Regions from separate parts of the Homo sapiens genome. Here regions 2, 3, 4, 5, 6 and 7 are each linked to region 1. A link is a loop called in an ENCODE intact Hi-C map of the cell type or tissue named here. Cell type or tissue: mammary epithelial cell. All regions are shown on one strand. Links, peaks and the distances in the headings refer to the core of each region. The heading gives the core; the rest is flanking DNA.

What was found. Peaks named below come from ENCODE experiments on the same cell type or tissue, not always from the same donor. Only the 100,000 strongest peaks of a DNase experiment are listed, where the experiment ranks them.
Region 2: a loop joins it to region 1, with 10 times the contacts of the local background. A loop is called at or near these places in 4 of 110 quality-filtered maps.
Region 3: it touches region 1 in a loop (9-fold over the local background); 37 of 110 quality-filtered maps call a loop at or near these places.
Region 4: a loop joins it to region 1, with 4 times the contacts of the local background. A loop is called at or near these places in 4 of 110 quality-filtered maps.
Region 5: a loop joins it to region 1, with 8 times the contacts of the local background. A loop is called at or near these places in 8 of 110 quality-filtered maps.
Region 6: a loop joins it to region 1, with 19 times the contacts of the local background. A loop is called at or near these places in 61 of 110 quality-filtered maps.
Region 7: a loop joins it to region 1, with 9 times the contacts of the local background. A loop is called at or near these places in 12 of 110 quality-filtered maps.

The regions. Positions count from the first base shown.
Region 1 is chr3:59,210,030-59,214,336 of GRCh38, reverse strand. The region is part of intron 4 of CFAP20DC-DT (CFAP20DC divergent transcript); the gene reads right to left. Among named protein-coding and RNA genes, the nearest start is that of CFAP20DC-DT, 130 kb to the right of the region's middle. In mammary epithelial cell, for the core only: a CTCF peak has its summit at 2,008; a DNase peak (open chromatin) is centred at 2,006; H3K27ac peaks cover 900 bases.
Region 2 is chr3:59,311,503-59,315,809 of GRCh38, reverse strand. All of the region lies in intron 4 of CFAP20DC-DT (CFAP20DC divergent transcript), which reads right to left. Among named protein-coding and RNA genes, the nearest start is that of CFAP20DC-DT, 230 kb to the right of the region's middle. In mammary epithelial cell, for the core only: a CTCF peak has its summit at 2,265; no DNase peak of the experiment used is centred there.
Region 3 is chr3:59,573,829-59,578,135 of GRCh38, reverse strand. All of the region lies in intron 6 of CFAP20DC-DT (CFAP20DC divergent transcript), which reads right to left. Among named protein-coding and RNA genes, the nearest start is that of CFAP20DC-DT, 490 kb to the right of the region's middle. RefSeq lists a silencer at 2,399-2,693. In mammary epithelial cell, for the core only: a CTCF peak has its summit at 2,532 (motif pointing left); DNase peaks (open chromatin) are centred at 2,535 and 4,045; H3K27ac peaks cover 433 bases.
Region 4 is chr3:59,422,619-59,426,925 of GRCh38, reverse strand. The region is part of intron 5 of CFAP20DC-DT (CFAP20DC divergent transcript); the gene reads right to left. Among named protein-coding and RNA genes, the nearest start is that of CFAP20DC-DT, 340 kb to the right of the region's middle. RefSeq lists a silencer at 2,023-2,142. In mammary epithelial cell, for the core only: no CTCF peak of the experiment used is centred there; DNase peaks (open chromatin) are centred at 1,385 and 2,075; H3K27ac peaks cover 1,096 bases.
Region 5 is chr3:58,639,080-58,643,386 of GRCh38, reverse strand. FAM3D (FAM3 metabolism regulating signaling molecule D) reads left to right here. Exons shown (of 10, transcript NM_138805.3): 7 at 3,210-3,260. Among named protein-coding and RNA genes, the nearest start is that of FAM3D, 26 kb to the left of the region's middle. RefSeq lists enhancers at 1,955-2,455, 2,456-2,956 and a silencer at 2,494-2,653. In mammary epithelial cell, for the core only: a CTCF peak has its summit at 2,587 (motif pointing left); a DNase peak (open chromatin) is centred at 2,546.
Region 6 is chr3:59,856,017-59,860,323 of GRCh38, reverse strand. All of the region lies in intron 8 of FHIT (fragile histidine triad diadenosine triphosphatase), which reads left to right. All of the region lies in intron 1 of LOC105377113 (a long non-coding RNA gene), which reads right to left. Among named protein-coding and RNA genes, the nearest start is that of MIR548BB, 760 kb to the left of the region's middle. In mammary epithelial cell, for the core only: a CTCF peak has its summit at 2,389 (motif pointing right); a DNase peak (open chromatin) is centred at 2,473.
Region 7 is chr3:58,996,858-59,001,164 of GRCh38, reverse strand. All of the region lies in intron 4 of CFAP20DC (CFAP20 domain containing), which reads left to right. All of the region lies in intron 2 of CFAP20DC-AS1 (CFAP20DC antisense RNA 1), which reads right to left. Among named protein-coding and RNA genes, the nearest start is that of CFAP20DC, 51 kb to the left of the region's middle. RefSeq lists an enhancer at 1,988-3,187. In mammary epithelial cell, for the core only: no CTCF peak of the experiment used is centred there; DNase peaks (open chromatin) are centred at 1,214, 1,674 and 2,494; H3K27ac peaks cover 4,000 bases.

The DNA of each region.
Region 1 (4,307 bases), core at 147-4,146:
ACTAAAATGGTAGCACAGGTGCTAGGGAGAGTCTGTTTGGTCATTAATTGATCCAAATATTTTTAGTTACTTGCATTGTGCTTTCATGATAGAGAGGTCATCAGTTGACTGGGTTAATTTAGTCCAAGAATTGGCTTACCCAAAAACAGAAAGAAAGAAGAGTGATACTAGCTATTTTATTGAATTGTAGTCAGATAGGTGTCAGCCCTTTAGCTGTGGTTACAGAATGCTGAATAGGGATGGACACTACTATGAAAATGGTAACTTCAGGATTCAAATCAATATTCATGTGTATGTAGCAAGGCAACCCTTAGAAATTGGACACTGTTGAGTTGAAGTTGATTTTTAAATGTTAAATCCATAAATGCATATGACCATTTACATTTTAAAACTTTTGCCTTTAAATGCTAAAATCTGGTATCTGTAACAAGATGATGTTGAGAAACTTCCTATTAAATTGCTTTGACTATTTCAGTTTGCACAGGACAAGCTATTTTTTCTTTTCTAATTATAAACATAACATATTCTCATTGTAAATAATTTGAACAGTACAGAAGTGTCAAAAAGCAGAAAGAAATCTCCCATAATCATACCATCCAGAGGCAATGGCATTGTTCATTTAGGCATATTTTCTTCTCATCTTTTTCCTTACATTTTAAACATAGATAAAATTATGATGAGCCATTCACACATCCTGAGGCTGATGTTACCATTTTCTTTGTACTTACTTTCTTATATAAGAGGCAACCCTTCATATTTTCAGATGTTGTTAATTAAAAATCATGATAGTATATAATTAGAAAGATTCATGGAAGGCCGGACACAGTGGCTCAAGCCTGTAATCCCAGCACTTTGGGAGGCCGAGACCAGTGGATCACCTGAGGTCAGGAGTTCAAGACCAGCCTGGCCAACATAGTGAAACCCCGTCTCTACTAAAAATACAAAAAATTAGCCAGGTGTGGTGGCAGCCACCTGTAATCCCAGCTACTAGGGAGGCTGAGGCAGGAGACTCGCTTGAACCTGGGAGGCAGACGTTGCAGTAAGCCAAGATCATGCCATTGCACTCCAGCCTGGGCAACAAGAGCAAAACTTCATCTCAAAAAAAAAGAAAAGAAAAGAAAAAACAAAAAAGATTCATGGGAAAACTCTGAAATCTGAAATCTGAAATGCACGGTGTTAACAAGAGAGTATCAATAAACTCCTAGCTGTTTACCATGTCAATTCCACACTTGAGAAATCTGACATTGAACATGTATTTCTGTATCTATGCAACTATAACCAAAAACAAATATATCTCCAAAGAAGTTTCAGACAAGTATTTCATGTATGTCTTGCTCTTTCCTTGCATGGTCTATGTAAGATGATTCATTAGCAATAAGCTTTCAGGATAAAGGGCTTTTTGTTATTGTTATTGATTCGGTTGTATGTGTGACTTTTTAAAGAATTAGTTAGAAAGGACAACACATACATATTTTTTCCAGTGAAAATCTAATACCTCAACAGTACCAATTTGGGGGCCTAAATAACATCTAGAGGATGATCGTGTCTTCCTCCTTAGAGCCAGAGTGTAATTAAGCCCCAAAACAATAACCCCAGTCCAGGAAAGCAGGAAAGAAAGTTGGGAATAAGCCAGCTGTACCCCAGATGTTAAGGCTGGGAACATTCCAGAGCTCTGCATCTGCAGGCATCTACTGCCAAACCTGTCCCATCTGTAACAAAGGTGATAAACTCCTCCCTCAGAGGAGAGAACATTTGGAAAAGGTAAGGCAATATTCCTTAGTCAGTTTTTCAACATGCTGGCAACTTCTTCCTCTGTGAACTTTCTGTTTATTCACTTGTACTAAGAAAGGTGTGAAGAGAATCCAGGAATTCAAGAATTGAACTAGGGTGCTAATAAAATTCAAAAGAAAAAGCAAATTACCAGGACATATAATGGTTGGAAAGAACATTGTTCTGTTCCTTTTCTTCCTCCCCACCAACCCCAAGCAATAAATAAGATACAACAGTGCACCCTTCTGGTTGAAATACAGAACTGACACTCAGATAAGGGTCTAGTTACTAGTCTGTAGTTGTGTGGGGAGAACTTCAACAAAAGAGTTCCTAGTTTCCTCATATAGCAAGACAGTTCATAGCAATTACTTCACTTGCAGCCTTTTTTAAAGTAAAGAATGCCAGAGATTTTCAAATACATAAACCTGTTTCCATAAGGGATCTTTTTGGCTCTGAATGAGGCAAACACGGTACCAAAGAAAACTGCAGAAATCTACGATGCTGTATTGATTTAATATAGGTATCTGGATCCCCATTCCACTGACTTTCTTGGAGCTTTCCCTTGAGGACTTGAAGGTGATAAATACTCATTAAGTATTTTTTAATATACTAATCAGGCAAGATTACCAATTTCTGAAAATGGTCCTCAGTAAAATCTGATAACCTACTGTATTTTGTCACAAGTACAATAGCTCTGGAACTTTCAATAAAGGGACTCCAAGTATTGTACGATGAAAAAGCAAGTAAGAAAATGCCTAGCCCTTCTTGTTACAAATCCAACCAAATGTATTAACAACAGCATGGAGTTTATGAGCAACAGAATCTGGTCTACATAGGTCTGGTTGTTATCCTTATTATCCTGCAAGGGAAGGACACCATTAATTACTACTAGAAAACTCTGAATACTTGCCCTGATGAAACCGTGCAAGGAAATTCACAAACAGCTTTGTGGGAAAAAGGCTGCTTCCAGCCCACCTGCCCACTTCTGCAATCTGTAGGTGATGGAGGGCACAAAGGGAGATCATGGAGCATCTCCGAAGAACAAAGGAGAGCGTTTCAGAAAGTCACAGTCCTATTTTTGGAAGTAGCTATAGGTATGCTGCCACCTACTTTCAAAAAGTTAAAGGGCAATGAGGACACTACTTCCTGAAGAGTCATTAATAATGTGAAAGGTCCACTTCCTCCCTAACCCAAATGAAAATAATACAGACAGCATAGTAAGCCTTCCTTCTCTTTAGGCCTGCCCAGAATAAACCTTAGTATGTTCACGGCATGTATTCCTTCACATATTATACTTTTTTGGTGATATAAATGAAAATATCAAAAGTCTAAAGACAAGATTGTAAAAAGACAGAAATACTTACAAAACATGAAGTATCACAAAAAATAATCATGTTTCACACCCCTATAGGAGTGTCTATGGCCATCCTACTACCCTTAGCCACCTTACACAACTCTCTCTGAGAACTGTTTTCTGCCTTGACCACAATCCCTTAGAATTAAGGAAGGTAAGAATCAACGTTCCAGTAAATGGAAACCCTTTCTTTGACACTAAATTGACATTATGCTATACTTTGAAATGCACGTTTGCCACAAGCAGCACCCCAAAGTATAGTGCATTATACGATCTGTTCAGGTCAACAATTCATGTGACAAACAACACCCTAACAGCAAAACTGTATGACTCAATGTTAGCAAAATTAAATTTTAAACATTGACCAAAGTTTGAGGACATTCCTGTAAGAAGTCCAGGCGCACCAGTTTAGAACCACCATATTGATCATATATAAAGAGAAAGGCTTATTAAACATTCTAGAGCTAAAAATAGTCTCAAAGAATTGACTGCTGATTTACAAAAAGAGATATTAGGCTGGAACTCTTTGCAAATATCACTCAGCCACAGGAAATCAATGAAAGCAGGAAAGAAGGTCTCTCCTAAAATCTACACCAAAAGAAAAAAACAGTTTCTTAAGACACTTTTGGGATTCAATTTTCCACAATAAATCATCTCACCTATAAAGATTACTGCCAGCAAGTCCAAGCCAAGCAGATATCAGACACTATAATGCTAGCATAAAAATGTATCACGGTGCAATGGTAGGAAGCAAAGTTCATCTGACAAAAGATCCAGACTTCATAAGGATATCAGCAGGATGTAATCAGAGAAGAAGGAGGAAGAGAGACTTCCTGAAGACATGAAAGCCTCTGCTCCCTGGCTTATAAGGGCAGTAGAAAAAAAAAACACATTTAAAGCTGAAAAATGCAGCCAAAGAGAGCAATCAAGAGTTAATGCTTATTGAAACAGCGATGAAACTTAGAACCATGAAAAAAGCAAAGAAGGTTTCAAGAGCAGATAACCTGCATCTCCAAATCTTCAGAATGCAGGCAGTGAAAGTATTCATATATTATAAAACACCCTGCCTATCTCAGAAACACCTGCATCCAAGGGCAACAAACCTGAAGTGGTGTCCATAGCAAGTGAAAGCTGAAAAAGAGCATCAAAAAATAGCAAGCCGGCTTTGTGGAGTTAGAGTGTT
Region 2 (4,307 bases), core at 236-4,235, 100 kb before region 1:
TTGTGTGATAAATAAAAAGAATTCAAATAAGAGTTTACATCAAAACCATGAAGCACATGTATAAGGAAAACTTCCATTGTGCAATACATCAAAGTTGCTCTTATACTCTCTTTATACTTATTCATGCCCATCCATTCACAAATCTTCTTTATACTTAGTCAATAGCTCAGCAAATATTTACTAGGTACCCATCATGTGACAGGCACTGTGCTAGGCACCAGGGTTGGAACAGCAAACTCTTTCCCCACTAGGTTTTTGAGGTCATAGTGTAAGTAAGCAGATAGATATTAAATGATCACACAGTTAATTAGTCCATTGAGATTGTAATTAGGACCATGAAGTCACATACTGGTTCTTTAAACAACAGGGCCACATGATGAAGAAATATGGACTTGGTCCTTGAGTTATGGGCAATTACTGAAGGGTTTTCATTCAGAAGTGACATGATCAGATCTATTTTAGCAAAAGGTCACTCTGGTCACACTGAGGAGAGAGGATTTAAGTAAGGCAATGGCAGATGCTGAGGAATCAATGAGGAGTCTACTGCAGTGTTACCTCCCAATAAATACCATACTCCAGGTGACATATGACTGCGGCATGGTCTAGAGAAACAGCACTGGGGATGGTAAGAGTGACAGTAAGGATTATAATAATCAAGGCTGCCATTTGCTGTGCCACTCTCTGTGCTTAAGCAATTTCAATTATTGACTCATTTAATCCTCAGAATTCTAAAAGTAAGGTTCTAGTATTATCCCAATTTTATAATCAAGGAAACTGAGGCACAATGAGGTTCAGTGACCTGTCTGTGGTCACACATCTAGCAGCGATAAGAACCCAGACTCAGTCTTCAGGGCTTAAGCTCTTAACCCCTCCACAATCTTGCTAAATTGAATTAGATCTTCTGCTATGTGTTCAGGCAGCCACCTGGTTTTCCATGGTGCGGGCAATTTATTCATTCCCTGACCAGTCCTTTCACTGCAATTCAAGAGGTTAAATGCTTTCTCATGGATGAATTCAAGAGACCACCCTTCAGTGGGAATTCTGTCTGCCTTATTCTTATTTCCTATGCTCTTCCTAGTCTCAACTACAAAGGCATCTTGAAATTGCATGCGTTGACCTGTACTGAAAATTAGCTATGGAATGTCTTTGTATGAAATTCTTTTCTGTACAAACCGTGGGTCAAAGAACAGAGCTCAGTTGTGAATTCTGATGCCTCCATTTGAAAAGTTCTGTTAATGTTGAGAATAAATATGACTCATCAATCTTGGGCAGTGGAGGTGGGCTGAAGAAAATTGTTAATTTACAGGGTCACTTCACTATGGGAGCCTGAACAGAAATGTCATTTTAAAAGTTGTGACCCTATTACTGAATTTACTGTTTTAGATGGTGTGCTGTTAGACTGGACTCAATGGACCAGGGGCTTGGCTGACCCTATCCAGGTCAGACATTTGACCTGGTGGGCCAAGAGACTCACATGACCTATCTGCCATGTTCCTGATGGGATTAAGAGGCAGAGTGCAAGAGAAGTCTTCTGGCCAGGGAGCAGGAGAGGGAAGGGAGAAAACACTGGAGTGTCAGGCAGAGTGAGGGATAGCCAGTAACCTGTTACTAAGGCTTAGTTACTGAAAGGAGGTTCAGAGCCAGGAAGGTGGTTCTGACCTTCGAGAGAGACCAAATCTTCTGAAGAAGAGTGTTCACAACAGGAGGTCCATGATAGAACTGAGACACAAGAATGAAATAAAGCCCTGCTCGGGTAGCTGCCATAGACACTGTAGCTTGGTTACATTGGACATGGTGGTTCATTCACATAGTCAGTGGTTTTATATGTCAGAAACTATGGAAAGTTTTTGGGATTCAGAAATGAACCATGGCACCATTTCTGCCTGCAAGGAATTCACCAGGCTAAATGGTGGCAAGCGCTCCTTTCAGAGAATTAAAGCACACAGTCAAGGCAGGAATAATGGTAAAACAGACTTGATTCAAATCATATCCCACCCATCCTAGTGTCAGGGTAACTCTCAGATTACTCTGCAGCTAAGCAACCCTAAGTAAGATTAGAAGGAAGTAGGTTCCAGGTTCCAAACATTTCCCATTTGGTGTGGACAATATCTGCTACTCTGAAATGAAGTCAAGCCAGGACTCCGAAGCCACTCTCTCTCTCTGGAAGGAACTCCATGTTCCAGGAGGAGCCATGATTCTTGCCAGCTCCCTGTGACCCTGGCCTCCCAGGCAGCGCTGTCTCCACCTCTGGCTCCTGCTGCCCCCATCTGCCTCTCTGTGGTATCACAAGGCACCCACTAAATTCACCAGCAGAGCTAAGAACCTTCAATGTTCCAGCAGTGGGGCAGTGAGGCAGGTGAGCCATTGGGGAAATTTCTTGGGGTCCAGAGAGTAGACTTTTTAAGATATTAAATCTGGAGGGAATCATCTCCTCCAATATCCTGAAGCCCAAGGTCAAGAGAGAACATGAAGCAGAATAAGTTCTGTCCACGAATAAAACCACTTAGCAGAGGCTCTGACAATTCTAATAATGAACCTCTGGTTAGAGGCCATCTTACACACCCTGCTCTCATTCTTACCCATCCTCCCCACCAACTCCATTTTCCACCTACAAGCTGGAGTGATCTTAAAAGATAAATCAGATCATGCAAGACCCTATCTCTACCAAAAAAAAAAAAAAATTAGTCAGGTGTGGTAGTGCACACCTGTGGTCCCAGCTACTCCAGAGGCTGAGGAGGTTGGGGGATGGCTTGAGTCCAGGAGTTCAAGGCTGCGGTGTGCTATGATCTCACTACTGCACTCCAGCCTGGGTGACAGAGCGAGACCATGTCTCAAAAAGAAAAAAACAAACAACAGAAAGAAAACCCTCCAAATACCCAACACAACAATAACAGCAACAACAACAACAAAAATACTTAGAATAAAATCCAGACCCTGACCAGAGCCTACCTGGGCTGGCCTCAGCCGACCTTGCTGACTGCATCTCCTGCCCCTCCTCACAGCTCTGCAGCCATCCCATCTTTCTCTCTCGTCCTCCAGCATACCCACACCAAGCTGCTCCCACCTCAGCGCTCAGTATACTCAGCCCCTAAGGGGTTGGTTTTTCTTACCATTCGGCTCAATGTCACCTCCTCAGAAAGGGTCCCTCTTTGGTCTCACCGCCCAGCCACCACTATATTCCCCGTCACCTGGCTTCACATTTCTTTTTTCTTTCTTTTTTTTTTTTGAGACGGAGTCTTCCTCTGTCGCCCAGGCTAGAGTGCAGTGGCCCAATCTCGGCTTGCTGCAAGCTCTGCCTCGTGGGTTCATGCCATTCTCCTGCCTCAGCCTCCCGAGTAGCTGGGACTACAGGCGCCTGCCACCACGCCCGGCTAATTTTTTGTATTTTTAGTAGAGACAGGGTTTCACCATGTTAGCCAGGATGGTCTCAGTCTCCTGACCTCGTGATCCGCCTGCCTCTGGCTTCACATTTCTACAGATCCCTGCACTAGCTGAGATGATCTTATGTAATGATTTATTGTCTGCCTCTACTACAAGGGAACCCTGTGAAGGCAGGAAGGAGGACTCATGCAGCAGAGTATCCCAGCACCTGGACAATGCCTGGCATAGTAGGTGCTTCAGAATTTGTGGGATAAATGAAAGTACAGTCAGCCCTCGGTATCCATGCCTTCAGTTGCCGTGGATTCAACCAATCATCCATTGAAAAGATCTGGGAAAAAACTTGTATCTGTACTGAAAATGTAGACATTTTTTGCATGTCATTATTCCCTAAACAATACAGTATAAGAACTGTTCACATAGCATTAACATTGTATTAGGTATTATAAGTAATATAGAGATTATTTAAAGTATATGGGACACTCAGCCCCATGTGCTTAGGTTATATGCAAATACTACACCATTTTATATCCGGGACTTGAGTATGCATGGATTTTGGGATCCGAGGGAGGTCCTGGAACCAGTCTCCTGCTGATTCTGAGGGTTGGCTGTGTCATGAAATTACCACCGATTCCATTGAAATGAATGTTTTATGATAAGGTTTCAGTTTACAAGTTCTAGAAATGGACTATATAAAGAACAAAATAAAGAGGGAAGAAGAAAGTTGTCCGTGTAGTTGTTTTAATAAGAACTAAAATATATACTTATTAAGCCCCATCTATACAGGATATTTAACTCCATACTATGCAGAAAGAAAATTGTTTCTGCCAAAATTACAGAAATGTAGGCTTGATTTATAATAATGTAGAAACAGTTCCAATGAGTTGTTAAATCTTGTTTATTTCTGGGACTTCACTGAGTTTTCTTTT
Region 3 (4,307 bases), core at 79-4,078, 360 kb before region 1:
AATGTAGAAAACCCTCCAAGCTGTGACCCTTTTTTAGAATTAAGACCTTTGAGAGAAAACAGTTTAATCCAATGTTCCCGGGGCTTGCTCAGCCAGGGAACCATTTTGTATCCTGGTTGTAGCAGTGTGACTGTGTGTGTGTGTGTGTGTGTGTGTGTGTGTGTGACAGAGTGAGAGAGAGAGAGAGAAAAAAAGAGAAAGAAAAAGAGGGAGAGAGAGCGCACGTATGCCTATGTACATGTGGTAGCCAATAACATTCCACAGACCCCACTCTGAAAACGTTCTCCCGGTAAACTGACTGCAGGAAACCTCCAGCCTGTCCTGCCTCAAGGCTCCCTGAGCTCTGAAATGCATTCTGCAGCTGGTACTACCCTCTGAGTACTGATGGCAGCTCCTGACTTGGAGGGTAGCCCCTAAAACAGGATGTCTTTCTCTGGCAGCAGAAAGGAAGGAAGTGGTCCACCTGAGCCTTGGGAATTGAGACTTTTGGGAACTGGGATGTGAAGGCTGAGAACGGGGAACCCAGATACCAGCCACAGTCCCATTTGCAGAGGCAACAGGATTTCTAACCAGGCCTCAGGCACTATTACTTGAGTTGTTAAGAGACAGCTGTCTTCACCTGATAGAGGTATTCACGAGGCCTGAAAATAAGCCCTTCTGGCAAAAATCCATCCTATACACCCATGAGGCACTTCCAAAATCCAAATGTTATAAAGAAAGTTTGACAGCACACAGGAAGCTGATATGTACACCTAACCTGTATTTTCTCATCCAAATGGGGTACCCAAAAGTGTGTCTGGAAATAGAGCACACAAGAGAGGAAGGAAAGTGGAGTAGGGACAAAGGAGAGAGGGGAGAGGGGGAGAGAACAACAGAGAGAGATCTAAGTTAAGGCTTCAGAACTGTGACACTCCGGCCAGTGCTGGCCATGAGACACCTGCTGAGGAAGGAAGCAAAGTGCCCTTTGCTTCTTTTTATTTTATTTTTAATTGATAAATAATAATTGTACATACTTATGGGGTATAACATGAAGTTACAATATGTACGATGTATAGAGGTCAAATCAAGATAATTCACATACATCAACTCAAACATCAATCATTTCTTTCTGTTGGGGATATTCAAAAGCCTCTCTTCTAGCTATCTAAAATATATAATAAATTACTGTTAGTTATAGTCATCCTACAGTGCCCTTTCTTCTGAGCCAGAGAAAAGAGACACACTCAAAAAAGACGTAAAATAACTCTGCTGAGATGAACATCTTGCATGCCCATTTGCTCTGCCAAACAGTCAAATCCCTCCAATAATTTAGAAATACAGGGTTATCTTGGGATATGGAGTGTGTCCCTACCACCAATCTGGACTCACCAACTGGGACTGTATTTTTGGTTTGGAATTAGCATGGACACAAGCTCAGAGGCAAAACTCACCATAAAAAAAAAAAATCCCATGGAGGCAAAGAATGGAACATCAAGAAAATGCTCTTACAAGCAGAACGTCAGACTAATGATGACGCTGGGATGAAACCAAGGAATATACAGTAGGAAATTCATTCAGACAATTAAGACACGAGGGCCATTAACTTAGTGACAGATTCCCACCCCTGGAGTTAACTGCTGTTTGCTAGCTGTGTGACTTTAGAAGTACTGCCAGACCTCTCTGGGCTTTATTTCCCTCATCAGTAAAGTGGTGATTAAAAGTTCCTACCCAGTAATGCTGCTGTGAGGTTTTAAGATTTTCTTAGAATAGCACCTGGCACATACTAGGCATTGAATAAATGATAGTTGTTATTATTGTTGCTGTTATTATTAATGTAATATGTAGTATGTTCTGCTAAGCAGGACAGAGGAAAATAGTAGCAGAATTAAATTCTAAGCAAAAGGGACAGGTTGGCATGTTTTTATTTGAGAGGACGAATCCCGCTGTGAGTTAACTCTTGGTGGCTTTTGTCTGGTGATGCTGAGTTACTTCTGGGACAATAAGCACGAGGCTGCTGCTATAGTCTCAAGATTCAACAGTAAATCACTGTGTATCCCTGCATCGTGTTGTTATTCTATGGATTAAACAAGATAATGCATGTAAAATGCTTAGCCCATAGTGGCATTTAATAAATAGCAGCTATTATTTCTGATATTCTCATTATCAATATCATTACAGCAATAATAATATTGTCACATACTAGCACCGAGTGATCCAATTTACAGTCTAACAATCATGCAGATGGAAGACTCAGCTGCAGCCTACCTGTTTTCCAAAAGGGGGTTAAAACTGATTTTCATCTTTTCCCTTTTTACGGTGAGATGATGAATATAAAAGTGTTTTGTAAATTCTAATGTATATTTCATCTTTTTTCTGAAAAATTAAAAAAATTAAAAGGCTCTCCCAATTTGTGGTCTCCAAGGTATTTTGCCTGCTACATTTTATTTTCAAAATGTTACCAGTACTTAATTCTCCCTGGTTCTCAGCAGTGGAAATGCTACGCCAATTGAAAGCCTCTGTCTGGAACACAAGAGAAATTCCGCCATCTGCTGGCCACTCGGAGAACTGCTCGGGAGAAGCTGCCCACAGACCCGTAACTACGGGGGTGGTAAAGGTGCAGGAAGGCTGACAGTCACCTGCCCGGTGGTTTGAGATCCAAGGGGGCATGGAGGACCCAGCCATCACTGTGGTCTCTGGAGGGTCACAGCTTGAATCCGTCTGCCATGCTCCTGCATGTGTGGCATCTGTCCCTGCCTGTCTCTCAGGACAACACCTGCCTTTGCAACTCTAGAAGCAGATGATAATTCAGAGACAGCAGGCCTGAGGTGCCAATCACTCTGTTCCTTGGCATTTTGCCCCATTCTTAGCCTGGCAGCACATCAAAGCCTGTTGCCTTCTGGCCTCTGCTGGAGGCTTAGGCCGCCACAGGCTCCAGGTCTCCTTGGCTATGTCCCTTCCTCTCCCCAGGGCCTCCACCATGTGTGAGACAATGCAGCCCACCAGGAATTGAGGCAGGGGCCACCCCCACTGAGCTGGGTGAACAGAGATGCTGTCCAACCCCAGGGCTTACTGCGCCAGGTTCCACCTCTCCTGGGCAGTGAGCAGCTCTTGTCAAGTCCTTATTTTATTTAATTTTATTTTTTATTTTTTTTCAGACGGAGTCTCGCTCTGTCACCCTGGAGTGCAGTGGCGCGATCTCGGCTCACTGCAAGCTCCGCCTCCTGGGTTCACGCCATTCTCCTGCCTCAGACTCCCGAGTAGCTGGGACTACAGGCGCCCGCCACCACGCCCGGCTAATTTTTTGTATTTTTAATAGAGACGGGGTTTCACCGTGTTAGTCAGGATGGTCTCGATCTCTTGACCTCGTGATCCGCCCACCTCGGCCTCCCAAAGTGCTGGGATTACAGGCGTGAGCCACCGCGCCCGGCCCAAGTCCTTATTTTAAACACACATTTCAACACAGAGAAAGCCTCACACACAATGGAAGGCTCTTAGCACCTAGGAAGAGGACTCTAGGAGACTGCTTCTGAGCCAAATGCATTAATGTGTAGACCATACAGAAGCTGACCCATGTTGAGCACTTACCATATGCCAGGCATTGTCACATGTGTTTTCATGGATTAAGGCATTTAATCCTTACAACAACTCTCTGAAGAAGATACAATTACTATCCTTATTTTACAGGTGAGAAAACTGAGGCACAGACAGTCCCAGCAGCTTACACAAGGATTTCTAGCTTGCCACTGGTGGAGCTGGGACTTGAACCCAGGCTGCCTGGCTCCAGAATTCACATTTCCAATCCCTATGTTTGATCTAAATACTTAATTTAACATGGAAAGACCAAACACAGTAATACTCCTTATGCACAATTTTGCTTTCATGGTTCCAGTTACCCAAAGTCAATTGGAAGTCAGAAGATATTCAATGGAGAACTCCAGAAATAAACAATTCATCAATTTTAAATTGCATGCTCTCTGAGTGTGATGAAATCCTGCTCTGTCCTGCCTGGGATGTGAATCCTCCCTTTGTCCAGTGTGTCTGCACTGTCCACACTCCCTGCCCATTAGTCACTTGGCAGCGAGTTTGTTTATTAGATCGACTGCCAAGGGACTGCGTGCTTGTGTTCACGGAACCTGTATTGTACTTATTAAAAGCCCCAAAGCATAAGAGTAGTGATGCTGGGATATTGTTGTAATTGTTCCATTTTTATTATTGTTGTCATTAATTTCTTACTGTGCCTAATTTATATTAAACTTTATCATAGACATGTATGTATAGGAAAAAAATATAGTATATATAGGTATACAGGGTTTTGTACCATTCGTGGT
Region 4 (4,307 bases), core at 180-4,179, 210 kb before region 1:
CACTCAAGCTGGCTTAAGTAAACAGAGGGTGATGTGAGAATACACTGAGAACCTCATGAAACCCAGCAGCAGAGGCTCTGTTGGGTTCCGGATTGCAGAACCTGGTTCATTCTAGGAACTACCTATCTGGAGTCCACGCAACTTTTTGTTGTTGTTTATGTTTGGCACATATATGTTCAGGGAAAATGAGTGTGTCTTGGATAGGCTGGGTACCAGCCCTGGTGAGTCGGGGCATGAGGGACAGGAGGCAAACAATATGTCCATGTCCTAATCCCTGGACCTGTGAATACATTAGGCTACATGGCACAGGGAATCAGCTTGGAGATGGAATTGAAGTTAATTGGTTGGCTTTATTATCCTGGATTATGCGTATGGGCCCGACGTAATCACAAGAGTCCTTAAAAATGGAAGAGAAAGGAGTGTCGGTCCAAGGGAGATGTGACTGCGGAAGAAAGGCATGCAGAGATCCAACATTGCTGTCTTCAAAGATGGAGAAAGGGGCTGTAAGCCCAGGAAAAGGCAGGCAGCTGCTAGAAGCCAGAAAAGGTAAGAAATGGCCTCCAGAAAGGAAGGTAGCCCTGCCAACACCTTGATTTTAGCACAGTGAGACTCACTCACATCAGACTCCAAGACTATAAGATAATAAATGTCTGCAGTTTTAAGCCACGAAGTCTCAGATAATGTGTTTCAGCAGCCATGGGAAACCAACACAGGGGATGGGGAGGCAAAGAGACATGGGGGTGGTCCCGTCTGGGGATGGTTTTAACCCTCATTGCTCACTCCTTCCTGTGTGAGTATGACTGGAGACACCCAGGTGCGTGCGTCTTTCAAGCAACCTTCTCGGCCACTTGAGGGCTTTTCTCACAACTTAACTGCAAAATACAAAGGTAAGAGTGCTGCATTTCATGACACAGGTTGAGCCCTCTAAATGACAGAGACAAAACCAAAACAACAAAGCCTCTGCTTCTGATTTAAGTAGCTGAAGTTCTTCAGGCCCAAAGTGCCCAGAAAAACAGCTTTTCTTCTTTTTCACCTTGCCTAATGGTCAGATGTTGAAAAACCCTAATGGTGATGGCTAATGTCAGAATCCCTTTTCTCTCTTCTGTCTTCATCCTGGGATCAGTGAGATTGGATGTGGGTAAGCAAAGGCTTACAGACATGGGAGGACGGAGCTCAGGGATGACCCTCACCAGCCCGGCCAAGTGCTTGGACAAAACGTCCAGATGATTTTCTTTAATCGGTGCAGTTTAAACATGAAAACAGACTGAATGGAGGAGAGAGTTTGCTGCTCTCTGACCTTGGCTGTGTGTTTTTCTTCATCTCCTGTCAAGTTCAGCACCAAGAACAAACAATCACCGATGAGCTGGAACATGAGAATGCAAAGGCTAGGCAGCAATGAGGTAACTCCGACGTGAGGCTGAATCGAATCCTAGAAAATGCAGCTTCTCTGTAACTGCCCAGGGGAAGATGGACTTGTGTCCAGAGAGTTTTAAAGTTATATGGAAGGACTGAGCTGTGGGAGCTGTGTATTCTCTGTGTGAGCTATGTGATCCTGGGCAGGTTATTTAACCCCAGGAGCCTGGTCCATCGTTCATGGCGGGTGGTAAAAGCTGCCCTACAGAATGGTGGTAAGGAGCTCTGGGAGGGCTTCTCTGCCACAAAGCCCACTCCAGCTGGCTCAAGTAAAGACAGAGTGGTGTGAGGATACACTGACAACCTCATAAAACCCAAGAGCAGAGGCTCTGATGAGTTCTGGATTGCAGAACCTGGTTCATTCTAGGAAATACCTACATGGAATCCACAAAGATTTTTGTTGTTTTGTTTTAAACTTAATCTCTTAATAGATTTTTTAAAACTGAGATATAATTTACATACAATAAAGTATCTAAATCATGAAATTCACAAGTTCAGTGAATTTTTATATATGAATACAAAACGTAACGACCACCCCACACCAAGATATTAATAGATATATAGATCAGGAGTCAGCAAACTCAGGCCTACAGGCTAAATCTGGTCTGCTACTGGTTTTGTGGTTTCATCAGAACACCACCACGCCTATTGTTTATGTCTTGTCTATGACTGTGTGAGTAGTTGCCCCAGAGACCTGGCAGTTTCCAAGCCTAAAATCATCAGCAGCTAGCCCTTTAAGAAACAGTAACCCTCTCCCTGATAGACAGCCTGCCCAGCACTGCCTTCTCTACCCAGCTGGTACCCTCCCAGATAACTCTTTTCACCTATGTTATTGTAGGTTAATTTTGCTTGTTTTCAAGCTTTGTATAAATGGAATGTTATAGTTCTTATTCCTTATTCTCTCCACGACGTGTCTGTGAGACGCAGCCACATTGCGTGGCACTCTCTCAAGTACCCCCTTCATGCAACTCAGTTACAGGCCAGGCATTTTCTCCTCTCTGTCCAGCATGCTGGCTTGCTCCCCTCATTCACTCTCAGGCACCTCCTGACACTGTCCCTTACAGCCTCGGGGATGCCCTTGGGCCCTCTCTCTACAGTAGCGGTTCTTGATTCTTTCTCTCTCTTAATCATCTATTGCTGAACCATGAATGCCCCTGGAAATCCCATCAGAACGAGGGACCCACTTCTCAGATAAATGCATAGGTAGTGAAATGCTTATCTAAAGATCAAGCTTTGTTGTTGATTTAACATTTTTTTCTCCCTGCGTTGGTGAGTGAAGCTTCAGAAATCCACCTTGAATTCACAAAGCTTTGACTCACGTAAAAAAAGAAAGCGGGGGAGAGAGAAAACCCTGTTACCACTTTGGGTTTTACTCAAAAGGGTATGTGAAGCACAGGTATTCCTGCGATGGGGACAAGGAGAAGGAAGATAGCATGCTTTGCATTTTGAGATCCTGTCCCCTGGAAGATAAAAGGACGGGACTCCAGGTCCACATTACACCAGACACCAGGACGAGCACCGACCCAGCCCCTGTGGTGCCCTGGAGCACTGAGATCTTGTGCCAGCTCTAAGACACTATTTCAGTTCTCCGTCCAGGAACCACACAGGCCTCATTCCATCAGGACAGCGATGACATCTGCTGTTGACTGAGGAGACCAGGCTTTGACCTAGACGCAGCATGGCACCAGGGAGCGTCAGTAGCGGTGGATTGATCGGTTTCCAGTTTTCTTGGCTTGAGTATGGGAACTGGAGGGAGCCCCTTAGCACCGCGGAACCTCAGAGTTCTTGGATTACTCATGGGTAAGGGGGTCCTGAAAGGGTGATAGTGAAACTTGTGCTAAGGAGTGGAGCAAGTAATCAGTGAATAAGCTGTGTGACCCGACTTGCACCTCAAATTTGTGAATCTGCTCATACCATTTATACATACAAACCCCAAATCTCACAAAGATTTGAAATGGGTTTGTGGACCCCAGGCTAAAAATCTCAGTTTAATAATCTATCCTTTCTGCTTCAGCTGTCACTGAAAATTAGCGGGGCCTTTTTGCACTTAGGTAAAATCCCCAAGAGAAAGTAATTGGCCAAGCTAATATTTTAATTAGGTCACCAAAATCCCAGCCTGGCTGGTCTGTGGGTCAGCTGTTAGTAGGTCAAGCTTGCAACCCTAGAAGCAGGCACGTGTGGGCCGGGCACGGTGGCTCACGCCTGTAATCCCAGCACTTTGGGAGGCCGAGACGGGCGGATCATGAGGTCAGGAGATCGAGACCATCCTGGTTAACGCGGTGAAACCCCGTCTCTACTAAAAATACAAAAAATTAGCCTGTCTTGGTGGCGGGACCTGTAGTCCCAGCTACTCGGGAGGCTGAGGCGAGAGAATGGTGTGAACCCAGGAGGTGGAGCTTGCAGTGAGCCGAGATTGCACCACTGCACTCCAGTCTGGGCAACAGAGCGAGACTCGGTCACAAAAAAAACAAAAAAAAAGAAGCAGGCACGTGTGACCTCAAAGGTGGTCCCTGGGCAGTGGGGCTGGGGCAGTTTCCTTTAGATGGAGGTGTGAGCAGGACAGGCACTGTGACTCTCCAAGGAGTTTTAGAGATGATTGAGGAAGCTACAGGCAACTCTCTGTATCAGTAGGCTTCTCATCCATGAATTCAACCAACCACAGACGGAAAATATTCAGAAAAATAATCCCACAAAACTCCAAAAGCAAAACTTGATTTTGCTGCACACCAGGTACTCCACTGAATCCATGAGAATGAAATAATATGTAGGGTTGTATTTGGGATTAGAAGTAGTCCAGAGATGATTTAAAGTATATGGAAGGATGTGCATAGGTTACATGCACCTACTACATCGTTTTATGTCAGGAACTTGAGCATCTGCTGATTCTGGTATCT
Region 5 (4,307 bases), core at 144-4,143, 570 kb after region 1:
CCTCAAAGCCTCTCTGCTTAAGCCAACACAAATGAGGATGTGGGGACAACCAATGACAGTGCAAGATCACATGCTGAGTATACACCTTCATTCATTCATTCAACAAATACAGGCAGCAGCTACTGTGGGCCAGGCTCTGTACAGGACACTGGGGGTCAGCCAAGAACTAGAAAGGCCCTGGCTTCACAGCCTCCGTAGGTATCCGTGAGGCTCACAAACAATCTCAATGTGGTGAGCCTCTCTGGAGGGGCAGGAAGCACAGCTATGGGAGCTGGGATGCAGAGCTGGGATGCAGAACAGGGGACAGACCCCGGGTGGTTCAGGGGAGGCTTCCAGAGGGAGCTGATGGCCAGCTAAGGCCTGAAGGATTGTGGGCGCTGGCCAGGAGAAAATTGGGGAAGGCTCTTTCCAGGCAGGGGCAACACAGTGCAGGGAGGAGAAGGGAAAGGGAGGGAGAGAGGTTTGCAGGGCAACATAGAGAGGCAAGGCTGGGGACAGCAGCAAGGCCAGAGGATGAGGAGCTAGCAAGCCTGCTAAGAAGTGTGACTGGAAGCCGAGAGCAGTAGGGAGCCACGGAAAGGCTTTGAGCAGTGTGTGAGGGGCCAGGCATGCACTCCAGAAACCTCCCTCCAGCTTGGAGTAGGGGGGCTGGAGGCAGGGAGACCACAAGGGAATCCATGGCCTTGATAACCCTGCATCTCCTGCAGGACACACACTTAAACAGGAGGCCAGAGGGCCGCCAAGCCTGAAGTAGGGACACGTTTCAGGAGGGAGTGGACTTACAGGGTCAGGTAAGGACCAGGTGGTCTAGCCCCAGCCAGACCTCCTCTCTGCCTCTGTTCTTAGAAAACAGAGTTTTCTAAGAACTGGCTGTAAGGGCCACTTCTGGGACAAAGGTCAGGGCAAGTTGGGGAAAAGGTGTAAGGGATGCTCAGGAAGGAACTTGTCGAGCTTGTGTGTGGCAGGACCACATGAGCACACTTAGGAAGGAACAGGGTAGGATGGGAGCCCCGGCCTTGCCAGCTCCAAGCCCCTGCACTTCACTCCAGAGAAAGCCTTTTCTCGCTCTGCCAAGAAACCCTAATGGGTCAGGGGAGAAGTCGAGGCCTGGAGCAGTGATGGGGCTGTTCCTGGACAGATGGGAGTCAGAGGACAGCCCTGGCCAACTTCCTAGGAGCCCAGGAAGGGCCAGGGCAGGGAGTGGCAGGAGGCTGAGTGCAGCCGTTCCTCTGCAGCTTTGAGGAGGGCCCAGGCCTGTTCCACTCCAGCCTCAATGAAGTGGCATCCCTCCTGCAGGGAGGGTGTGCCCAGGCTGGTCTCAGAGCGCTCTTTTGTGCATGCCAGACCCCAGAAGACTGTAGGAGCCTCAGCATACATCAACACTCCCATCCATCTGCCCTCACCCCACAGCGAGGGCAGGCAGGAAATGGCACAGGCTGCAGCTGACCTGGCTGAAACCTGCTGACTTTCTCCCCTAAATGGGTCGCACCTGAGAAAAGCTTTTTGAATATTCTCCAATGAGATGGCCCCAGACTAGGCCTCTTTCCCTGCTTCTCACAAAGCCAAAAGGATGAAAATAACCATCAATGGCAATAAGAACTAGCATTTATTGGGCACTTACTGTGCCTTTTCATTTAACCCCATCACTGTGTTAGGATGGAGCTATGCTCAATATCCCCATTTCCCAGGTAAGAAACTAAGGCTCAAAGAGGTTAAGCAGGCTGGGTGCAGTGGCTCATGCCTGTAATCCCAGCACTTTGAGAGGCTGAGGTGGGCAGATCTCTTGAGCTCAGGAGTTCAAGAACAGCCTGAGTAACAGTGAACCACCCCCCGAATCCGCCCCGTCTCTACAAAAAGTAAAAAAATTAGCTGGGTGTGGTGGCGCACACCTGTAGTCCCAGCTAAGGCTGAGGTGGGAGGATTGCTTGAGCCTGGGAGGTCGAGGTTGCAGTCAGCCAAGCTCACACCACTGCACTCCAGCCTGGACTGCAGAGAGACCCTGTCCAAAAAAAAAAAAGAGGTTAAGCAACTTGCCCAAGGTCACACAGCCTATAAAACCACCTACGTTTGAACCTGGATCGAGTCAACTGCAGGTCTTAATCATTCACCTGAACTACCTCCCTAGACTAGAAATGTCTCAACCACACATACAGCACCTACTGTATACATGCGTGCTATGTATGCCAGATGTGGGGAAGCCCAACAAATCATGTAAGGGGCTCAGTGTCCTCATCTATATGACCAAGAACAACACAAGGATTGCTAAGGATCCAGTAGTCTTTAACCTTTAGTGGGGCAGAGAGTCCTCAGGATCTTCCAGCTATGCTGGCCGCCACCCCCACCCCCAACACTCTCCAATTGCAGAATCATTCACAAGCGCACGCGATCACAAAAGCAGCCCCATGGGTTCATAGACTCCTTCCAAGAGCCCCAGGTGAAGCATTCCGTTCACGCTACGTGGCTCCCGAGAATCCTGGAGGGGCTGCTAAGCGAGCCTGCTCGCGCCACCTGGACAGCCTAGGCCTGGTCCCCACCCTCCTCCGTAAGCCTCGGAGCTGCCATCCCCTCTGCAACGCCTCCATCTAGCGGCGGAGAGCGCGAACTGTAACGTTCCTCCAGAAGACTCGGTTCCCTGGAGGGCTTGGCCTTCGGCCACCTCCTCCCACAAAACCCACAAACGCAATCCAGGTTACTGGACCCTGGGAAACTGAGTACCGCTTAGCCCAACACAAATCCCTTTGCCTTCAAGAGGTGGAGGACTCCAGTTGTAGGTTTTCTATTTAGGTGGGAATAATAATGACGACTGTCATTTTGATTTTGATTTTGCAGCTAAAATTCATCTTGTATGACTACTATTAATATTTTAAATGTATCTCCTTTAGTTCCCACAACCCATTGTACAGATGCAAAAATTGAGGTCAAAATGCTAAGTCCTGCGTTAGAAACTGGTAGGACAGAACACCGACTCAGACTGAGTAGACTCAGTTCGATTCCAGAGATGTCCTCAGCCATTACGTTCTTGAACCTCTCAGATGAGCCCAGCCATTCCTGGAAACCTACTTTAGTCCTGCGTGCTCTTTATAGGACCTGATTTCATTAGATTCTTATTCTGTTTTTAGATCTTAGACTACAGATTAGGCATTTTCAGCAGAACGACAGGCAGAATGACACGTGTTACAGGGGATAATCGTTCTCCTCTTAACCCCTAGGAACCACGGGAGCTGTGCTGGGACAGAAGGCATTTGACATGTACTCTGGAGGTAGGTGCCTCTGCTGACACTGAAGTCACAGTCGGGGGTGCGGTGCAGAGGGCTGAGCCTCTTCATGTGGCAAGGGACCTGGTGGCTCGAGGTACCTGGTGCTTCTTTCCACAGGAGGCACCCAGGAAGAGGTGCGGTGGGGGGTTGAGGGTGTCCTGCTGCTTTCGAAACTCCTTCTGGCCATCTCAGTTGGGATCTCCCAGACTCAGATCCTGAGACAGGGATTCAAGTGCAATGCTTTATTTAAGAAGTGAGCTCAGGAAACGTCAGATGGGCAGCTGGAACCCTGTCCTCAGCCCAGGGCTTCATAAGACCCCACCCGGCCCTCCTCCATCTCCATCCCAACTCATGGGTGAGCAGTCCGCAGAGCTAGGAGTGTGCTGACCTGGAGTCTGCATCAGGGCCCACGCAGGTCTCTTACCAGGTGTGCCCCACCCCCAGGCTTCTGACACTCCCCCAGGATGGAGGGGTGACCAGGGGCTGGCTGTTGCTTGATGGGAGGGTGCTGTGGATGGAGCCTGGATGGGCCCACTGAAGTGCCCACATGCGGTGTGCAAGGTCCCTCCTCCTGGTACAGGATAGAGCTGAGGACAGGGGCAACAGGAGATGGGGACAGGCCAGGGGCTGAGGACCAGACATTCTGCCTGGAGTCCTACTGATGTTCAGCGTGGCCTGGGGCCAGGTTTATGGAAAACGTCCAGTCTCCGGTGTCAGAGACTACTGGCGGCATGACCTGAAGCAAGTGATGCCTCTTGAGCCTCAGTTTCTTCATCTGTGACATAGAGGCAGCTATAGTTTCCACTCCATAAAATTGATGTGAAGATTAGATAACCTGAAATAATTGGTGGAAGGGTATCCAGCCTGACTGGTGGAGGGGTCCAGGCAAGCTATGTTAGTCTTCTCCCTTCCCTCCTCTTCCCCTTCGCTCCCCTCTTCCCTCATTCCGTCCAGATGACTCAGAAGCAAGGAAATCATCTGTCAGAATGAAAAGGAAAAAAAGCGTAAAGATGAAACTAAGCTTTAAAATGCCTTATGATAAACTTGAAT
Region 6 (4,307 bases), core at 126-4,125, 650 kb before region 1:
ATCTTCTTTTTCTTTTTGTAAGTCAGCTAGCTGTCCTTTGGCCATTCTCATTTGCATTCCTGATCATCAATTCTTCCCAACAAAGGGTCTTCTCAGAAAACAAAGAAGGATTCTAATCATGTATAACATAATTTTCCCATTAAACTTATGCTATTTTCTTCTTCTCAGAGCTCAGCACTTTTAGTATTTTTTTTAATTCTGAAGCTGTTTCAAACCGACAGAAGGGTAGCAAGAACTGCGGTATCCTTTCACCCTGATTATCCACCTTGCAACATTTTAATTCTCTTTCATTCAGAGAGATCAATATATAGATATTCCCTTTCAGATATGATGCTCCATCACTCTTCAGGTGTTTGATTACCTTCCCAAAACAAGAGCACTCTTCTCATTACTATTATAAAAACACTTCCAATCAGGAATCAACACTGATACAGCACTACCATTCAGTCCACAGGCCCCATTCACATTTTGCCAACTGTCTCAGTGATGACATTTTCTTTTTTGGTCCAGGATGCTATACAGAAACATACACTGCATTTAATTATTATTTTTCATCAGTTTCCTCCAATCTGGAATGGTTTTGTTTGTTTGTTTGTTTGTTGAGAGTCAGAGTCTCCCTCTGTCGCCCAGGCTGGAGTGCAGTGACGCGATCTTCAGCTCACTGCAACCTCCGCCTCCCAGCTTCTAAGCAATTCTCCTGCCTCAGCCTCTGGAGTAGCTGGGATTACAGGCACACACCTCCATGCCTGGCTAATTTTTTGTATTTTTAGTAGAGACGGAGTTTCACCATGTTGGCCAGGCTGGGCTTGAACTCCTAACCTCAGGTGATCCACCCGCCTCAGCCTCCCAAAGTGCTGGGATTACAGGCGTGAGCCACAGCACCCAGCCTGGAATGGATTTTTATTCTTTCCCTGTCTCGTGTTTTCCTGCCTTAAAGAGTATAGGTCTTTTTTTCCTGTAGGATGACTCTTTCTCTGGAGCTTCCACTGTTTCTTCATTATTAGACTCAAGTCATGTATTCTTCCATGCCATCTTGGCAGGAATTCCACAAAAACGCTGCTGAGCTCTTCTCAGCATATCACATCAGAAGGCAACCACACTGACCGTATCCCCACTTGATCACCTGGTCCAGTTGGTACTTGCCAGATCTCCCCATCATTCTTTGAGCATTTCTTTATATTCTGGTACAAAAAAGATGCTCCAGGATCATCTTATACTGTCCCTGTCCAGCCTTGGAATCAGCCACTTCTCCAAGCAGCTCTGGTTCCTGTCCGTGTAGAATGATTTTAGAAATCAAGATCTGGGTGCTTAGCATGCTTATTGTTCCTGTGATGTCAATGCTTTGAGACCCAGTCAACACAGAGCTAGGAAATATGTACATATAAGTCCACACAAACACACACTTATTATTATTTCCATATCTGGGTATGTGTATATGTTTACACATAAGCCACATGAATTCATATCAGTATCTTCAATTCAAATCTAAGTCTTTTCCCCCTTCCACATTTATAAATACCTTCTCTGACAGAAACTTGGTTCCCATTATCCTTAATATATATACTCATTTGTTCAATATTAGCCTTCACTGCCCACCACCTGCGTACATCTCATCCTCTGCTCTGCTTCCTCACACACTAGAAACACCACTGCCCCCATCCATGCAGCACCCCTCTCCCCACGTTGCCCTGCATGTTCAGTTACAGAGCAGGCTGCCATCACTACCCACCTCCACAAGACACCCCTCGCTCCTGCCTCCTCAGATGCTATCATTTCTCTCCAAGAAAGAAAGGGAAAAGGCTGGGCACGATGGCTCACACCTGTAATCCCAGCACTTTGGGAGGCCGAGGCAGGTGAATCACAAGGTCAGGAGTTTGAGACCATCGTGGCCAACATGGTGAAACCCCGTCTATACTAAAAATACAAAAAATTAGCCAGGCGTAGTGGCGGGCGCCTGTAATCCCAGCTACTTGGGAGGCTGAGGCAAGAGAATCACTGGAACCCAGGAGGTGGAGGTTGGAGTGAGCCGAGATCGCTCCACTGCACTCCAGCACTCCATCTCAAAAAAAAAAAAAAAAAAAAAAAAAGAAGGTGGGAAAAGGAAGGAAGATCACCATTTATGTCTTTTTGCTGATAGATGATGTGGGAAACTCCCATACACCTTTCACAGCAGTCACACATATGTTGAATGGGCAAACCATTCTTTGACATCTACTCACTCCCTTTTACTCTCTCTGCATTACTTACTTGTCTCCAAGGCTGTGTCTAAGCATAGTTGAAGACAGAAATCATTTAATAATATTCAGCTGAGCCAACTGGCCATAAAGCTGAGACTCCAATTAGGGGAACTGGAAGCTCTGGGCAGTGGTGTCAGGGGACCAGCAGGTGGCGCCCGTAAGTTCTACTCTAAACCTTTCTGTATCCAGGCTTGTTCACTACCTTCTTTCACCACCTGGTTTCTCTCTATCAGAGCTCTTTAAAAATATGTTAGCATTCACAGTTCCCAGTATCGCTGCAGACATAAATGTTGAGAAATGCATTCTTGTTTTCCTTCCCAAGGCACCAATAGTACAAAGACAAGCATAAAGCCCCTTAGGATACAAAAAAAAAAAAAAAAACCCAGCACTTTGCACAGCATAGTCATAAGTGACGTCACTCTGTAATCTTTAACAGGAGTGGTGTTTTCCACGCTCATAGGACAAACTGACTCTTGAATCTTTGTTAGGCCTCCCTGTCTAATCGATATGTAAGTTTCTCTAGGGAAAGAATAGGGTGGAATATTATTTGTATAATCTTGTCCTATGAAAATATGAAAGAGATTATTGGCAACATTTTTGATAACCTGGTGGAATAAAACTCCAAGCCCTGCCTAAGGTAAATTATCATAAATCTTATATGTCAGGAACGTGGTAGAGAGTTGCAGGTAGGCAGTGAAGTGGCCAGAATGTTTAAAAAAAAAAATATTCTGACCTGGAATCTGTGGCAGAGTGGAGAGAGTTGCGGTGACATATCTGATCTCATTAGTGCTTAAGGTTCCTCACGCAGAGATGGAGAAATGACAGTGTATCGCTCATTCCTGCCCTCTGAAGCCTTTCCATTAGAAATGCTGCAATTTAATCTCACATGTCACAAATCAAACCCCAACTTGAAAACTGCTTCCCCTGAAAAGGTGAACACATTCCATGCCTTGTGGAAGGAACTCCAGTGCCCCTCAGAGGAAGTGCTGTGTCCCCGATAGCAGCTGGTAATATCAGCTCCACATTTGAAAGGACCCCAGGCATCAGTATTCAGAGACTGCGATTGTTACATTAGCGTGACTTTTTGCAACTTATGTGACTTTGGGTGAGTTGTTGAAATTCCACTTGACTCAGTTTCTTTATTCACTAATTGAGCATAATCTCCACCATTCAGGGTGGTTGTGGGGATTAAAGGAGAGTTAAAAAAAAAAAAAATACTCAGCCGGGGAGCTAAGTACTTGATAAATAGAAGCTGTAACTTATTATTGCTTACTGTTACTTCCAGACTCTGAGCTAAGGGCTTTATATTGTTTACTTCCTTAATTCCCACAGAATTAGATAGATATTATAAAAAGCCATTTTGCAAAGAAGGAAACTGAGTCTTAGAGAAATTAGATAACATTGCTACATTATACAGCTAGAAAAATGGTACATTCCAAAGCTAATGAAATCTTTCTGTAATGTTACACTGCTACTTGTATATTGGAAATAAAATTTGTTATGCCTTACAATTGAGTATACTACTAAGAAGAATGGTCTGCATCTATATTCCTTTGTGAGAGAAGGCTGTAATTTTCCTCCCTTGTGATTTTTATGCCTGGTCCTAGTAACAGGGTTATACTGATTTACAGAATCTATGGGGAATAATCTCTTTTTTTCTATCATATGGAAGAGTTTGCATAAAATTGGAATGATGTCTTCCTTGAACATTGGGAAAAATTTGCGTGTAAAATCACCTGGTGTGATGTTTTCTTTGCAAAAAAAATTTTAACAATTACCTTAATTTATTTAATAGCCATAGGGCTATATAAACTTTTTGTTATTTCTTGGGTCCATTATGGTTAGTTATAAATTTTTAGGCATTTATACATTTCATCTAAATTTTTAAAAATTTTGACAGATAGTTGTTGACAATAGCCATTTATTATTTTAGTTGTAATAAATATTCACTTTTTCATTCAAAACATCTTCCTCTTTTAATCGATATTGTCAAAGGTTTATCTATTGGCTGGGCGTGGTGGCTCACACCTGTAATCCCAGCACTTTGGGAGGCCGAGGCGGGTGGATCAC
Region 7 (4,307 bases), core at 177-4,176, 210 kb after region 1:
TAGGTCTCTTTCCTTTCTTTCTCTTTCCCTTTGGCAGGCTTCAGCTCTTTGAATTTGCTCTCTTTACTAACTCTTACTGCTGTAATTCCAATATGCACCCTATTTTAGTAACATTTAATTTTTTTTAAGCTTCTTGGAATTAATAAGTTAATTCTTATTTTTCATCATTTAATTTAAATCCATTTTCCTTTTTCCCCCTATCAAGTTTTCTTTTATACTTTCTCACTGGGTGATGTCTTTTTATGATTGAATTTCCAGTCAGTGACCTTAATTTGAGTTCCAAACTGTGATATTTTTCATATATTATTCACCTAAATATCAACTCAGTTGGTATCTCTTGAGGTTTCTGTTCCAGAAACTCTCCAAATGGGCCTTCCTGTTTGTGGAGGGGAACACACTCTACTCTCATCCCTGGAACAAAACCTTCTGTGTTGTTCTTCACATCCTGTATGCCCTCCAATTGCCACCCACTCTCTGCCTCCATTTCTGTTCATCTGAATTTTCAACCTCTCAAATCTTCCCGATTCTCCTTGAGTGCCCACTGTCTCATGACTTGACAGGCCCTGAAATATTTCCAGTTTCCCCTGACTTCAAGTTGGAGGGCCTCCATCAGCATTTCCAAATCTCTTCATAGTCCCCTGTCTACCTTGGTAAAGATTTTATTTCCAGATCTTACTATCAGGTTATTGTTTCCTTTATTTAAAAAATTAACACAAGCATTACTGTCTTTACCATGATCATGCTCAGATTCCCTGACTCCAGCTAGATTCGACTGCTAAAGATTTTGACTGGAATTTGAAGCTGAAACATCTCTTCTTCACCACCACACCTCTGCCTTAAGCTTTATCCATACCCACTCCTGGCCATCTCAGTAATCTCATGCAGATGGAGGGTATTGTAGTATCAACCTAAATAACAGAGAGAGCCTCGCTAAAAGAAAAGATGTTTATTTGGGAATGAAGCATTGCAATGAGAATATACATATGCCATGGTAAAGTATGTGTGTTTTCAGAGAGATAAAGGAAGACAAAAGTTTTTAAAGGAAGAAATGAAGGAGATTACATAATTGTTTTGAAATAATTATCTCTGGCTGCAAGATCAAGGGTGACACCAGTTCAAGGTTGGACAGGCAGTTTCTGGGCAGATGTTCTTGCAGAGTTTTTTTATTCCATATGGTTGTGATGGCCTTCATGCAAGGTTGTGGTTTCTGTAGAGCCTGTTTAATTATGAGGCATACAAGCATAAGCAAGCATAAGAACCCTCTCTCTTTGTGGCCTTCCCGTGCTCTGTCAGGTTCTTTTTTTTTTTTTTTTTTTTTTTTACATTAGTGACTCCCTTTTGGCTCTGACAGTTTTCATGGCAACAGTAAATAGAATACACTGCAAAAGAGCAAAGGAAGAAAATTCAGATGTAGTATTTCTATACTAAATTTTCAGAGTTGAAACTGTATTTTCTAGTGTGTCAATTGCCAACTACCACCAGGTACAATCCCTGAAGTCCTGTTAAGATCTATTAAGACCCTTTTTGAGTCAGCTCTAGTGATTCACTGTAACAGTCCAAGGAGAGGGCCAAGAGTCCATTTAATTGTGCAAGATCTATAACTCCAGGCCTGGATACCATCATTATGGTATTAGTTGTCCCAGGCTTGAGTCTTTAGGCCCCTTTGTCTATCCCTCACTCCTTTCGTTTAACAAGCATGGCTGGATATGTGACTCTTGTTACATTCAGATAGTCAGTGAAGGTCTCCTGTTACTCAGTGGGCCTCTGTTGACACTGCCACTGTCCCCACCCTATCTTAGCTCCTTGTCTGAAGCCTGGAGCAGCCTCCTTGCTGCTATCTCTAGTCGGCATTTTTCAAGGCCATTTGGCTGCCTGTTTGTCTTATGGCTTCTTGCCTGGCCTCCCAGACATCACTGGCTTCTAATTTTCCACCACATAAAGCATATGTTCCACTGACCTTGTTCAAGTCTCCCATAATCTGTGTGTTCACAATAACATCCACTCTTACCATACTTACAGATCTGCAGCTCTATCACATTTAAATACCAGGACTGCTGATCTGCTTTCTTCTCTTCCTCTAGCATCACTGGATCTCCCTCTCATGTCTGTCTGCTAATAAACTTTCCCTAGGTGTCTCAGTCCTCATCAGTGAAGATGATGGTAACAGAGGTTAATGTGCAGGAGTTTGGAGTTTAACTGTCCACCAGCTGTGTGAGTTTGGACAAAGGACTTAACCTCTGTGTGCCTTAATTTCTTCCACAGAAAATGAAGTTAGTAATAATACCAAATAATCCACAAGTCTCCATAATTTTTAATGGCTAGCATTTATTTCTTGCTCATGACATGTGGGCAATAGGTAGACTGCATCTTTGTTCTTTTTCATTCTACGGTGCAGAGTGAAGAGTAGCTCCTGTTTCTGGGACACGTCATCATCAGGGCCAGTATCGTGATGAGAGTTTCTGTTGAGTCATGTCTGCTCAGTTCCACTGACTAATGTCTATCACATGGCTTACCCTAGAGTCACAGGGTGGGGCTATATCCTCCTCCACAAAGATAGGAGCAGGGGCTGTTTGTGATTAATAATGTAGTCAACCATGCTGCCTCATAGGATTATTGTGAAGTATAAATTAGTTAATAGGCATGAGAGCTTAAAAGGGTTCCTGGCACATGGTAAGGACGCAGTAAAGCATCAGTTGTTTTGTTAAGTCTGTGGCATGTTCTATGCTAAGTACTGTATGGGTGGGTGTCATATAGTTTAATCCCATGAGTTTGATATTGTTATCACCCATTTACAAACGAGTAAACTTAGGCTTACAGAGGATAGCTAAATTCTCCACAGTCATATACAGTTTGCAAGGAACAAAATGGGCATTTAAAACAGACCTATGAGACTTCAGAATCTTTGCTCCTAATCTTTTACTACTTCAGAAGACATGTATTGAGAGGGTCCCTCCTAAACTTAATGAGCTTATTTCACTGCTGCTACTGCAGTCTGTACCACTTCTGCAGAATCTGCCATGACCTTGAAGGACTTGCCCGTAGACAGCTGTCTACCCCACAGCTACCAAAGTCCAAAGACTTTGGTTACAGTAACCTTCAAGCTTGGGCTAGTGCTTTTGATCACTTTATTCAAATCACAGAGGCCAACTCTGTGGAAGACTGACTGTGGACTCTGAAGCTCTCAATCCCACTTTTGGAGAGTAGGATAAATTTACGTACTGTCTTGACCTTGCCTTCTATGGGATCTTATTTGTCTAATTCTTTGCTGGACCCCCCTATACCCACTCCCCAAGGCAGAAGACAGACCCTACAGTCTGTACATTGCTATCGAGAGTTACTTATTTGTCCCTCTTCCTGTATCTCATTAGTGTACAAATGGTAGAATAAGACATGTGGGCATTTACAGTCTTACAAGACTAGACCTGTTTACTTTCAAGGCTTAGAGGTCCTTAAAATAATTTTTTGATCCTCACATTCATTCTTCCAAGCCCAGGGCAGAGCAGCCCTTCCACTTTGTACTTGGTAGTATCTCTTCCATGAGGTTGTGAGCTTCATGAGAGTAGAAGGCCATGTTTCATGACACTTCTGCATTTCTCTACAATGCCTATGAGCTTGAGGCCATCATTAGAGGCTTCTAGAGAGAATATGCAGAATCAATTAGTACAGCCTTTGTCTTTGGGAAGCTAACAATCTAGGAGTGCTGTCTCTCAACTCTTAAATGGCGACATTGTTTTCCTCACTGAATTGTCATGAGGATTCAGATTTCAAAGGAGGCAGTATAGTGAAGTGGTAAGAGCATGTTCTAGAGCCAGATCCCAGCTCATTACTTACTATGTTTAACATTTGTGCTTCCATTTTTCTCATCTATAGGGTAGAGATAATAATATTAATAGTACTTATTTCACAAGTTTTTTAATGAGGATTAAATGAGTTAGTACAAGTATTGGGCACATAGAATTAAATAAATGTTAGCCATTGTAAATAACAAAATAATACATCTGAAAGTGTTGCAGGACTTTTCCTTAGTTCAGCTAAAGACAGCGTCCTTGTCTGTCCCAGGGACATGAAAATTTAGGCTCACAGAAAGTTTGAAGGGTGAGTAAAGCAGGAGTTTTTTGGGTGAAAAGGGGAAACAGTAATCCTCCACAAGGCCAGAGTCCCTCCTGGAGTGCTTCCCACCACAGCTTGAATCCCAGATTCCACACAGGAAGAGGAGGGGCCAGGCTCCTCCCGGCTGCAAAAGGTGCGAACCTCTGTGGCTCCACCCCGGTGTGCGCTCTTCCCAGTGGGCATGCCTGTTGGAGAAC